2 separate regions of the Homo sapiens genome follow, and region 1 is linked to region 2. Evidence: chromatin loops called from intact Hi-C (ENCODE). Cell type or tissue: chondrocyte. All regions are shown on one strand. Links, peaks and the distances in the headings refer to the core of each region. The heading gives the core; the rest is flanking DNA.

Region 1 (5,389 bases), core at 215-5,214, 50 kb after region 2:
AATACAAACAAATCAATGATTACATGAAATATAAATGGTCTTAACTCGCCTATTAAATAATGGAGTATGTCAGATTGGGCTAAAAACAAAGACTCAGCTGTATGTTGTTTATAAGAAAACAACTTTAAATATGCTGACATAGGTTAAAAGTAGAAGAATAAAAGTAGATGTACAATGCAAACACTATTGAAAAGAAATTTGATTGCTTGTATTAATATCAGACAATGTAGACTTTAGAACATGGAAAATTACCAGAAATAAAGAGGGGTATTGCATAAAGGTAACAGGGTCAATAACTAGGAGGGCTCCGAAATATATAAAGTGAAAGAAATACAACTGAATACAGAAATAGACAAATTCACAATTATATTTGAAAATGTCATTATATCTGTCTCTGTAATTGATAGGATGATTCAAGTGAAAATCAGCAAGGAGTTGCTTGTAAATTCTAGATATTAGGCCTTTTTCAGATGGGTAGATTGCAAACATTTTCTCCCATTCTGTAGGTTGCCTGTTCACTCTGATAATAGTTTCTTTTGCTGTGCAGAAGCTCTTTATTTTAATCAGATTCCATTTGTCAATTTTGGCTTTTGTTGCCATTGCTTTTGGCTTTTTTGTTATGAAGTCTTTGCCCATGCTATGTCCTGAATGGTATTACCTAGGTTTTCTTCTAGGGTTTTCATGGTTTTGGGTTTTACATTTAAGTCTTTAATCCATCTTGAGTTAATATTTGTATAAAGTGTAAGGAAGGGATCCAGTTTCAGTAGTCTGCATATGGCTAGCCAGTTTTCCCAGCACCATTTGCTGAATAGGAGATCCTTTCCCCATTGCTTGTTTTTGTCAGGTTTGTCGAAGATCAGATGGTTGTAGATGTGTGGTGTATTTTCTGAGGTCTCTGTTCTGCTCCATTGGTCTACATATCTGTTTTGGTAGCAGTACCATGCCGTTTTGGTTACTGTAGCCTTGTATAGTTTGAAATCAGGTAGCGTGATGCCTCCAGCTTTGTTCTTTTTGCTTAAGATTGTCTTGGCTATACGGGGTCTTCTTTGATTCCTATGGAATTTAAAATAGTTTTTTTTTTTTCTAATTCTGTGAAGAATGTCAATGGTAGTTTGATGGGAATAGCATTGAATCTATAAATTACTTTGGGCAGTATGGTCATTTTCATGATATTGATTCTTTCTATTCATGAGGATGTAATATTTTTCCATTTGTTTGTGTCCTCTCTTATTTCCTTGAGCAGTGGTTTGTAGTTCTTCTTGAAGGGGTCTTTCACGTCCCTTGTTAGCTGTATTCCTAGGTATTTTATTCTCTTTGTAGTGATTGTGAATGGGCATTCATTCATGATTTGGCTCTCTGCTTGTCTATTGTTGGTGTAAAGGAATGCTTGTGATTTTTGCACATTGATTTTGTATCCTGATACTTTGCTGAAGTTGCTTATCGGTTTAAGGAGTTTTTGGGCTAAGATGATGGGGTTTTACTAAATATAAAATCATGTTGTTTGCAGACAGAGACAATTTGACTTCCTCTCTTCCTATTTGAATATGCTTTATTTCTTTCTCTTGCCTGATTGCCCTGGCCAGAACTTCCAATACTATTTTGAATAGGAGTGGAGAAAGAGGGCATCCTTGTCTTGTACTGGTTTTCAAAGGGAATGTTTCCAGCTTTTGCCCATTCATTATGATATTGGCTGTGGATTTGTTATAAATAGCTCTTATTATTTTGAGATATGTTCCATCAATACCTAGTTTATTGAGGTTTTTAACATGAAGGGATGTTGAATTTTATCAAAGTCCTTTTCTGCATCTATTGAGATAATCATGTGGTTTTTATCTTTGGTTCTGTTTATGTGACTGATTACGTTTATTGGTTTGTGTATGTTGAACCTGCCTTGCATCCCAGGGATGAAGCCAATTTGATCATGATGGACAAGTTTTTTGATGTGCTGGTGGATTTGGGTTGCCAGTATTTTATTGAGAATTATTTTCATATCTATGTTCATCAGGGATATTGGCTTGAAGTTTTCTTTTTTTGTTGTGTCTCTTCCTGGTTTTGGTATCAGGATGATGCTGGCTTCATAAAATGAAGGATATAGAAGATGCAAACAACACAAAAAACTTGATCTAATTGTCATATATAGAACTTTCCACCCCAAAAGAGCAAAATACACATTGGTTTTTCAAGTGCACATGGAACATTCTGAAAGATAGGCCATGTTCTGGAGCATAAAGTAAAGCCTAAACTTAAAAAAGAAATCATTCAAAGCATGTTCTTGGTACATAACAAATAAAATAGAAGTCAATAATGGAATATTATTGGAATGATACACAAATACTTGAAAATTAAACAGCACACTTCTGAAATAACTTATGGATCACTAGTAATTCTCAAGTGAAATTAGTGAAAATATTGTGAACTGAATGAAAATAAAAATTCATCATATTAAACTTTGTAGGATGCAGCTAAAACAGAGCTTAGAAGGAAATTTGTGACATAAAATGTTGTGTTAGAAATCTAGAACATGGAATGTTTTATTAGAATATAACAAAACTCCTAAATCAATAATCACATTTTCCCCTATAGAAACTAGTTAAGGAAGAGTAAATTAAACCCAAAGTAAGTAAAAGGAATATAATAATAAAGGTAAGAGACTAAAGCAGTCAAATTAAAAACAGAAAAGCAGAAGAGAAAATCAATGAATCCAAAGGCTGTTTCTCTAACAAGATAATAAAACTGATAAAACTCTAGTGAGAATAACCATGAGAAAAAGAAAGAAGACACAATTTTCCAATGTTAGAAATAAAAGAGTGGGCATCACTGTAGACCCTACAGACATGAAAAGGGTAATAAAGGAACACCACAAATGACTATCTGCCTGTAGGGTTGACAGTTCAGATAAAATGGACTAATTTCTTGATAATCATAAATTACTAACGCCCATTCAAGAAAAACAGGCAACATGAATAGTCCTATATCTACTAAAGAAGTTGAATTTTTAATTACAACCTTCCTAATTAGCAAACTTCAGGCCTTGATTGTTTTACTGGTGAATTCCACCAGCATTTAAGAAAGAAATAATACCAATTCTGCAAAATCTCTTCCAGAAAATAGAAGAAGAGAAAACACTGCTCAATAAATATTACCTTTATACAAAAACTACACAAAGATATTCTAAAAAAAGAGATTCTTACAAATATCCCTCATGAACATAGTTGCAAAAGTTCTCAACAAAGCATTAGCAAATCAACTCTAGCAATATGTAAAAATGATAATACACCATGACTTAGTGGGGTTTATCCCAGAAATGCAAGTCTATCTCAACATTAAAAATTAATGTAGAAAAAGCATGTGACAAGTCTCAATGTCCATTTATAATAAAGATGCTCAAAAACCTTAGAAAAGTCTCTTATCTCAATAAAGGGCAGCTACAGGAAACTGCATTGGACCCCACACTTGGTGGTGGAAGATAGAGCTTTCTTCCTAAGGTGGGAAGCAAGACAAGAATGTCAGGTTTCACTGCTCCCAGTCCACATGGTGCAGAAAGTCTCAGTGCAATCAGGCAAAAAACAAACAAACAAACAAAAAACCATACACAAATCCCACAAACAAACAAAAAACCCAAAAAACAAAAGGCATATAGGTTGGAAAGAAACACTTGCGACTTACATTATTTTCTATGCAGAATATCTCCAAAGGCACCTTAGTGGCTCCTATAACTAATAAGTGAGTTTGGCAAGTTCACAGGATACATATTTAATATGAAAAAATCAATTGTATTTCTGAATGAACAATTGGAATTGAGATTTTTTAAAAGTACTATTTCAATTGCACCAAAAAAGAGAGAAATATTTAGATGTACGTACAGCAAAAAATGTGGAGGACATGTGTGCTTAAAAGTACAAAATGCTAATGAATGAAACCAATGATAACTTAAAAGAATGGAAAGATATATTGTATTCCTGAATTGGAAGCTTCAATATTACTAAAATAACAGTTCTGCCCAAGTTGAGACAGACGACTAATAGAGAGAACACACATAAAGGATAGAGAGATAGAGATGGATAGATAGAGATAGATGTTGTAGATATTGACAAGTTGGTTCTAAGACTTACATGAAAGGTAGAGGAATGAGAGTATCCAAAACAATTTTGAAAAAGAATAAAGTTGAAGGCTTACACAACCTGGTTTTAATATTTATTATAATACTACAATAATCAAGACAGTATGGTTCTGTGAAAGATCAGACACATAGATCAATTGATTCACACAGTAGGATCAGCTTTTTTTTTTTAAACAAAGTCATAAAGGCAATTCAGTACAGAAAAGAATAGTTATGTCAAACTGTAGGCTCAAACAATTGAACAAACATGAAAAAAAGAGACAAGAACCCTGACCTACATACCTCATACAAAAATTAACTCAAAATCGGTTGTAGAATAGGAATGTCTTAAGGAGCCATCCTATGCTTACCTCACCACTGTATATTGGATGTGGCTGGGGAGTTTAAAGCTGAGCAGATAACTTGTCTCTTTATTAAAGAGCAAAACCAGGCCCATCTCCCACAGCCGGACCTAACCTAGGTGCTGAAATTCTGGGCTTTGGGCTGAGCTGCGAAGGGATGAGGCTTACTGGGCTGTGGAAGGGGACACATGTATTCCGTGAGTAGGAAGAACGCGAATCACTGGGGCCTGAGGCCAGACTGTGATGGCTTTCAGGATGGCCCCAGCAATCTTCCCTGACAGTTCTCTTCAGCACTGATAAGACACAGCAGAAGTGATGGTGTGTTACTTCCAAATCCAGGCCCTAAAAGGCACCGAGACTTTCACCTTGTCACGAAGATGCCCAGGGAGCCCACGGAGAGGTCAACATGGCAAGCACTGGAGGTGGAAGGGGTCATGGGGGTCTGGTCCTCCTGCCACAGTCAAGCTTTCAGATGATGCAGCCTGCTGACATTGTGACTGAAGGACACCAAGCTGGAACTACCCATCTAGGCCTCTCTGGACTCTTGGCCCACAGAAGCCAGGTGAGGTAATAGGTGTTTCTTGTCTAAGCTACTGAATTTTGAATTAATTTGTTCTAAACGTTGGATAATGATACCAGTTCCACTTGAAAACTCTAATCCTCTTGTTCTACCTTTCTGTCCAGGTCATTTATTTACTATTGTGATGTGGTTATTGATACAAACAACATGAAGAAAGGACTGTATCAAAGTTCTGAGCCCTCCCTGGGGCCCCAGGACAGCATTGGTAATAAGTGCTGGGATGATTCTGTCTTCATTTCAGGGGTTGTCACAAAGGGAGCTGGGCAGCTAAGGTGCTCACAGCTCCCTGGGTCCTCCCAGACCACCTTTTGATCACTCATTCACTTCTGTTTGCAGCTGTGTCCTTCA
Region 2 (5,389 bases), core at 248-5,247:
TGGCTGCATCCTGATGAAATGGTTCATGCTTACCTGGCTCCATTCTTAAGGAATGGTCCATGCTTACCTGGCTCCATGCTGAGAGAATGGTCCATGCTTACTTGGCTCCATCCTGAGGGAATCGTCCACAGTTACCTGGCTGCATTCTGAAAAAATGGTACATGCTTTTCTGACTCCATCCTGAAGAAATGGTTCATGCTTACGTGGCTGCATCCTGACAGAATGGTCCATGCTTACCTGGCTCCATCCAGAAGGAATGTTTTGTACTTACCTGGCTGCATCCTGAATGAGTGATCCATGCTTACCATGCTGCATTAGGAAGGAATGGTTGACACTTACCTGGGTCCATCCTGAAGGAGTGGTCCACTCTTATGAGGCTACACCCTAAAAGAAAGGTCCATACTTATCAGGATTCATCCTGAAGGATTGGTTCATGTTTACCTCACTCCACGGTGAAGTAATGGTTCATGCTTACCTGGCTGCATCATGAAGGAATGGTCCATGCCTACCTGGCTCCATTCTGAAGTAATGGTTCATGCTTACCTGACTGCATCCTGAAATAATGGTCCACGCTTACATGGCAGGATCCTGAAGGAATGGTTCATGCTTACCTGACTGCATCCTGAAATAATGGTCCACGCTTACCTGGCAGGATCCTGAAGGAATGGTTCATGCTTACCTGACTGCATTCTGAAAGAATGGCCCATGCTTACCTGGCTCCATCCTAAAGGAATTGCCTATGCTTAACTGGCTTCATCATGGAGGAATGGTTCATGCTTACCTGGCTCCAACCTGAAGGGTTGGTCTCTGCCTACATGGCTGCATTCTGAAGGAATGGTTCATGCTTACCTGGCTTTATCCTGAAAGTATGTATCGTATTTATGTGGCTGTATCCTTAAAAAATGGTCCATCCTTTCCTGGCTGTATCCTGAAAGAATGGTCCCTGGTTACCTGGCACCATCCTGAAGAAATGGTCCACACTTACCTGGCTCCATACTGAAGGAATGGTCCACACTTACCTGCCTGCATCCTGAAGCAGTGGTCCATGCCTACCAGCCTCCATCTTGAAGGAATGGTTCATATTTGCCTAGCTGTATCCAGGAGGAATGGTCCACGCTTACCTGCCTGCATCCTGAAGGAACTGTCCATGCTTACCTCACACCATCCTGAAGGAATGGTCCAGGCTTACCTGGATGAATCCTGAGGGAGTGGTCCATGCTTACCAGGCTCCACCCTAAAGGAAAAGTTCATGCTTACCTGGCCACATTCTGAAAAAATGGTTCATGCTTACCTGGCTCCATCCTGAAGGAAGTGTCCAGACTTACCTGGCTGCATCCCGAGGAAAGGTTCATACTTTCCTGCCTGCATCCTGAAAAAAATGGTCCCTGCTTACCTGGCTACATCCTGAAGGAATGCCCACACGTACCTGTTTGCATCCTGAAGGAATGATCCATGCTAACCTCACTGCTTTCTGAAGGAATAGTGCATGCTTACCTTGTTCCATCCTGAAAGAATTGTTCCTGCTTACCTGGCTCCTTCCTGAAGGAATGGCCATACTTACCTGGTTGCATCCTGAAGGAATAATTCATACTTACCAGGATGCATCCTGAATGAATGGTCCATTATTACCTAGCTTCATCCTGAAGGAATGGTCCATGCTTACCTGGTTCCATGCTAAAGAATGGTCCATTCTTACCTGGTTCCGTGCTAAAAGAATGGTCCATGCTTACCTGGCTACATCCTAAAGGAATGATCCATGCTTAACTGGCTGCATTCTAAAGGAATGGTATGTGCTTACCTGACTCCACTATTAAGAAATGGTTCATGCTTACCCGACTGCATCCTGACAGATTAGTCCATGTTTACCTTGCTGCATCCTGATGGAATGGTTCATACTTATCTGGCTCCATCCTGATGGAATGGTTCATGCTTACCTGGTGGCATCCTGAAGGAATGGTTCATGCTTACCTGGCTGTATCCTGAGGGTATGTGTCATACTTAACTGACTGTATACTTAAAAACTGGTCCATGCTTACCTGGATGCATTCTGAAGGAATGGTTCAGGCTTACCTGGCGGCATCCTGAAGGAATGGTCCATGCTTACCTGGCCGCATTATGAAGGAATGGCTGATGCTTACCTGGCGGTATCCTGAAGGAACGGTCCACACTTGGCAGGCTCCATCCTGAAGGAATGGTCCATGCTTACCTGACTGCATTATGAAGGAATGGCTGATGCTTACCTGGCTGCATTATGAAGGAATGGCTGATGCTTACCTGGCTGCATCCTGAAGGAATGGTCCACACTTGGCAGGCTCCATCCTGAAGGAATGGTCCATGCTTACCTGGCCGCATTATGAAGGAATGGCTGATGCTTACCTGGCTGCATCCTGAAGGAATGGTCCACACTTGGCAGGCTCCATCCTGAAGGAATGGTCCATGCTTACCCAGTTGCAACCTGAAGGGATTGTTGACAGTTACCTGGCTCCATCTTGAAGGAATGGGTCATGCTTACCTGGTTGGATCCTGAAGAAATGGTTCCTGATTACCTGGCTGCATCCTCAATAAATGATCTACTCCTACCTGTCTGCATTCTGAAGGAATGGTCCATACTTACCTTGCTGCATCCTTAAAGAATGATTCCTGCTTACCTGGCTTGGTCCTGAAAAAATGGTCCACGCCTACCTGGCCACATCCTGAAGGAGTGGTCTATGCACACCTGGATACATCCTGAAAAAATGGTTCATGCTTACCTGGCTGCATCCTGAAGGTATGTATCATAATTACCTGGCTGTATCTTTAAAAACTGGTCATTGCTTTCCTGGCTGCATCCTGAAAGAATAGTCTATGCTTACCTGGCTCCATACTGAAGAAATGGTTCATACTTACTTGGCTGCATCCTGAAAGAAATGTTCATGCTTACCTGGCCACATTTGAAAAATATGGTTCATGCTAACCTGGCTCCATCCTGAAGAAACTGTGCACACTTACCTGGCTGCATCCTGAAGGAATGGTTCATACTTTCTTGCCTGCATCCTGAAAAAAATGGTCTCTGCATACCTGGCTGCATTCTGAAGGAATGGTCCACACTTACCTGGCTCCATCTTGAGGGAATGGTCCACACTTACCTAGCTGCACTCTGAAGGAATGGGGTGTGCTTGTCTGACTCCATCCTTAAGAAATGATTCATGCTTACCAGGCTACATCCTGACAGAATGGTCCAGGCTTACCTGGCTCCATCCTGAGGGAATAGTCCGCACTTACCTGGCTGCATTCTAAAGGAATGTTACATGCTTATCTGATTCCATCTGAAAGCATGGTCCATGCTTACCTGGCTGCATCCTGAAAGAATGGTCCATACTTATCTGGCTAGAGTCTGAAAAACATGGTTCATACTTACCTGGCTGCATCCTGAAATAATGGTCCATGCTTACCTGGCTACAGTCTGGAAAACATGGTTCATGCTAACCTGGCTCCATCCTGAAGGAATTGTGCACACTTACCTGGCTGCATCCTAAAGGAATGGTTCATACTTTCCTGCCTGCATCCTGAAAAAAATGGTCCCTGCTTACCTGACTGCATCCTGAAGGAATGGTCCACTCTTACCTGGCTCCATCTTGAAGGAGTGGTCCATGCTTATGTGGCTACATACTGACGGAATGGTCCATGCTTACCTGGCTGCATCCTGAAGAAATGGTCCACGCTTACCTGGCTGCATCATGGAGGAATTTTTCATGCTTACCTGGCTCCATCCTGAAGGAATTGTCCATACTTATCTGGCTGCATCCTGATGGAATGGTCCATGCTTACCTGGCTCCATCCAGAAAAAATGTTTCGTGTTGACCTGGCTGCATCCTGAATGAATGATCCATGCTTACCACGCTCCATTTGGAAGGAATGGTCCATGTTTACCTGAGTCCATCCTTAAAAAATGGTCCATGCGTTCCTGCCTACACCATGAATGAAAAGTTCATGCTTACCTGGCTGCATCCTGAAGGAATGTTTTGTACTTACCTGGCTGCATCCAAAAGCAATGGCTCATGCTTACCTGGTTCCATCCTGAAGGAATGGTCCATGCTTACGAGGCCACATGATGAAAGACAGATCCATACTTACCTGCATTTACCCTGAAAGAATGGTTCATGCTTACCTGACTCCATCCTGAAGGAATGGTCCATGCTTACTTCTCTCCATGGTGAAGAAATGGTTCAGGCTTACCTGGCTGCATTCTGAAGAAATGGTCCATCCTTACGTGGTTCCATCATGAAGGAATGGTCCATGCTTACCTGGATTCATCGTGAAGGAATAGTTCTTGTTTACCTGGCTGCAATCTGAAGGAACGGTCCATGCTTTCCAGGCTCCATTCTCAAGAAATGGTCCATGCTTACTTGGCTGCATCCTGAAAGAATGGTTCATATTGACCTGTCTGCATCCTGAAGAAATGGTCTATGCTGACCTGGTTCCATCCTGAAGGAATGGTCCATACTTACCAGGCTCCATCTTGAAGTAATTCTCCATGCTTACCTGCCTTCATCCTGAAGGAACGGTTCATGCTTACCTGGCTCCAACCTGAAGGAATGGTCTCTGCCTACATGGCTGCATCCTGAAGGAATGATTCATGATTACTTGGCTGTATCCTGAAGGCATGTATCATACTTACCTGGCTGTATCCTTGAAAATGGTCCATGCTTTCCTGGCTGCATCCTGAAAGAATGGTCCACGCTTACCTGGCTCCATACTGAAGGAATTGTCCATGCTTACCTTCCTGCACCCTGAAGAAATGGTCCATGCTTACCTGGCTGCATCCTGATAGAATGGTCCATGCTTACCTGAGTCCATCCTGAAGAAATTTTCCCTGCTCACATGGCTGCATCCTGAAAAAATCGTCCCTGCTTACATAGCTGCATCCTGAAGGAACGGCCACGCTTATCTTGCTGCATCCTGAAAAAATGGTCCATGCTTACCTGACTCCATTTTGAAGGAATGGTCCACAATCACACAGCACCATCCGGAAAGAATGGTTCATGCTTACCTAGCTACATCCTGAAGGAATGGTCTATGCTTACCTGGATTCATCCTGAGGGAATGGTCTATGCTCACCTGGCTGTATCCTGCAGATATGTATCATACTTACTTGGCTGTATCCTCAAAAAATGGTCCACACTTACCTGGCTTCATCCTGAAGGAATGGTTCATGCTTACCTGGCAGCATTCTGAAAAATATTGTTAATGCTTATCTAGCTCCAAACTAAAGGAATTGTTCACATTTACCTGGCTGTATCCTGAAGGAAAAGTCTGTGCTTACCTGGCTGCCTCATGAAGAAATGGTCCATACTTACCTGGCTTTATCCTGAAATAATGGTTCATTCTGACACGGCTTTATACTGAAATA

The links. Peaks named below come from ENCODE experiments on the same cell type or tissue, not always from the same donor. Only the 100,000 strongest peaks of a DNase experiment are listed, where the experiment ranks them.
Region 1: it touches region 2 in a loop (2.2-fold over the local background); 3 of 110 quality-filtered maps call a loop at or near these places.

Annotation. Positions count from the first base shown.
Region 1 is chr13:112,262,598-112,267,986 of GRCh38, reverse strand. LOC101928730 (a long non-coding RNA gene) reads left to right here. Exons shown (of 9, transcript NR_120422.1): 4 at 4,801-5,023. Among named protein-coding and RNA genes, the nearest start is that of LINC01043, 48 kb to the left of the region's middle. In chondrocyte, for the core only: no CTCF peak of the experiment used is centred there; no DNase peak of the experiment used is centred there.
Region 2 is chr13:112,312,504-112,317,892 of GRCh38, reverse strand. It overlaps LINC01043 (long intergenic non-protein coding RNA 1043), which reads right to left and starts at 4,426. Exons shown (of 2, transcript NR_135321.1): 1 at 1-4,426. In chondrocyte, for the core only: no CTCF peak of the experiment used is centred there; no DNase peak of the experiment used is centred there.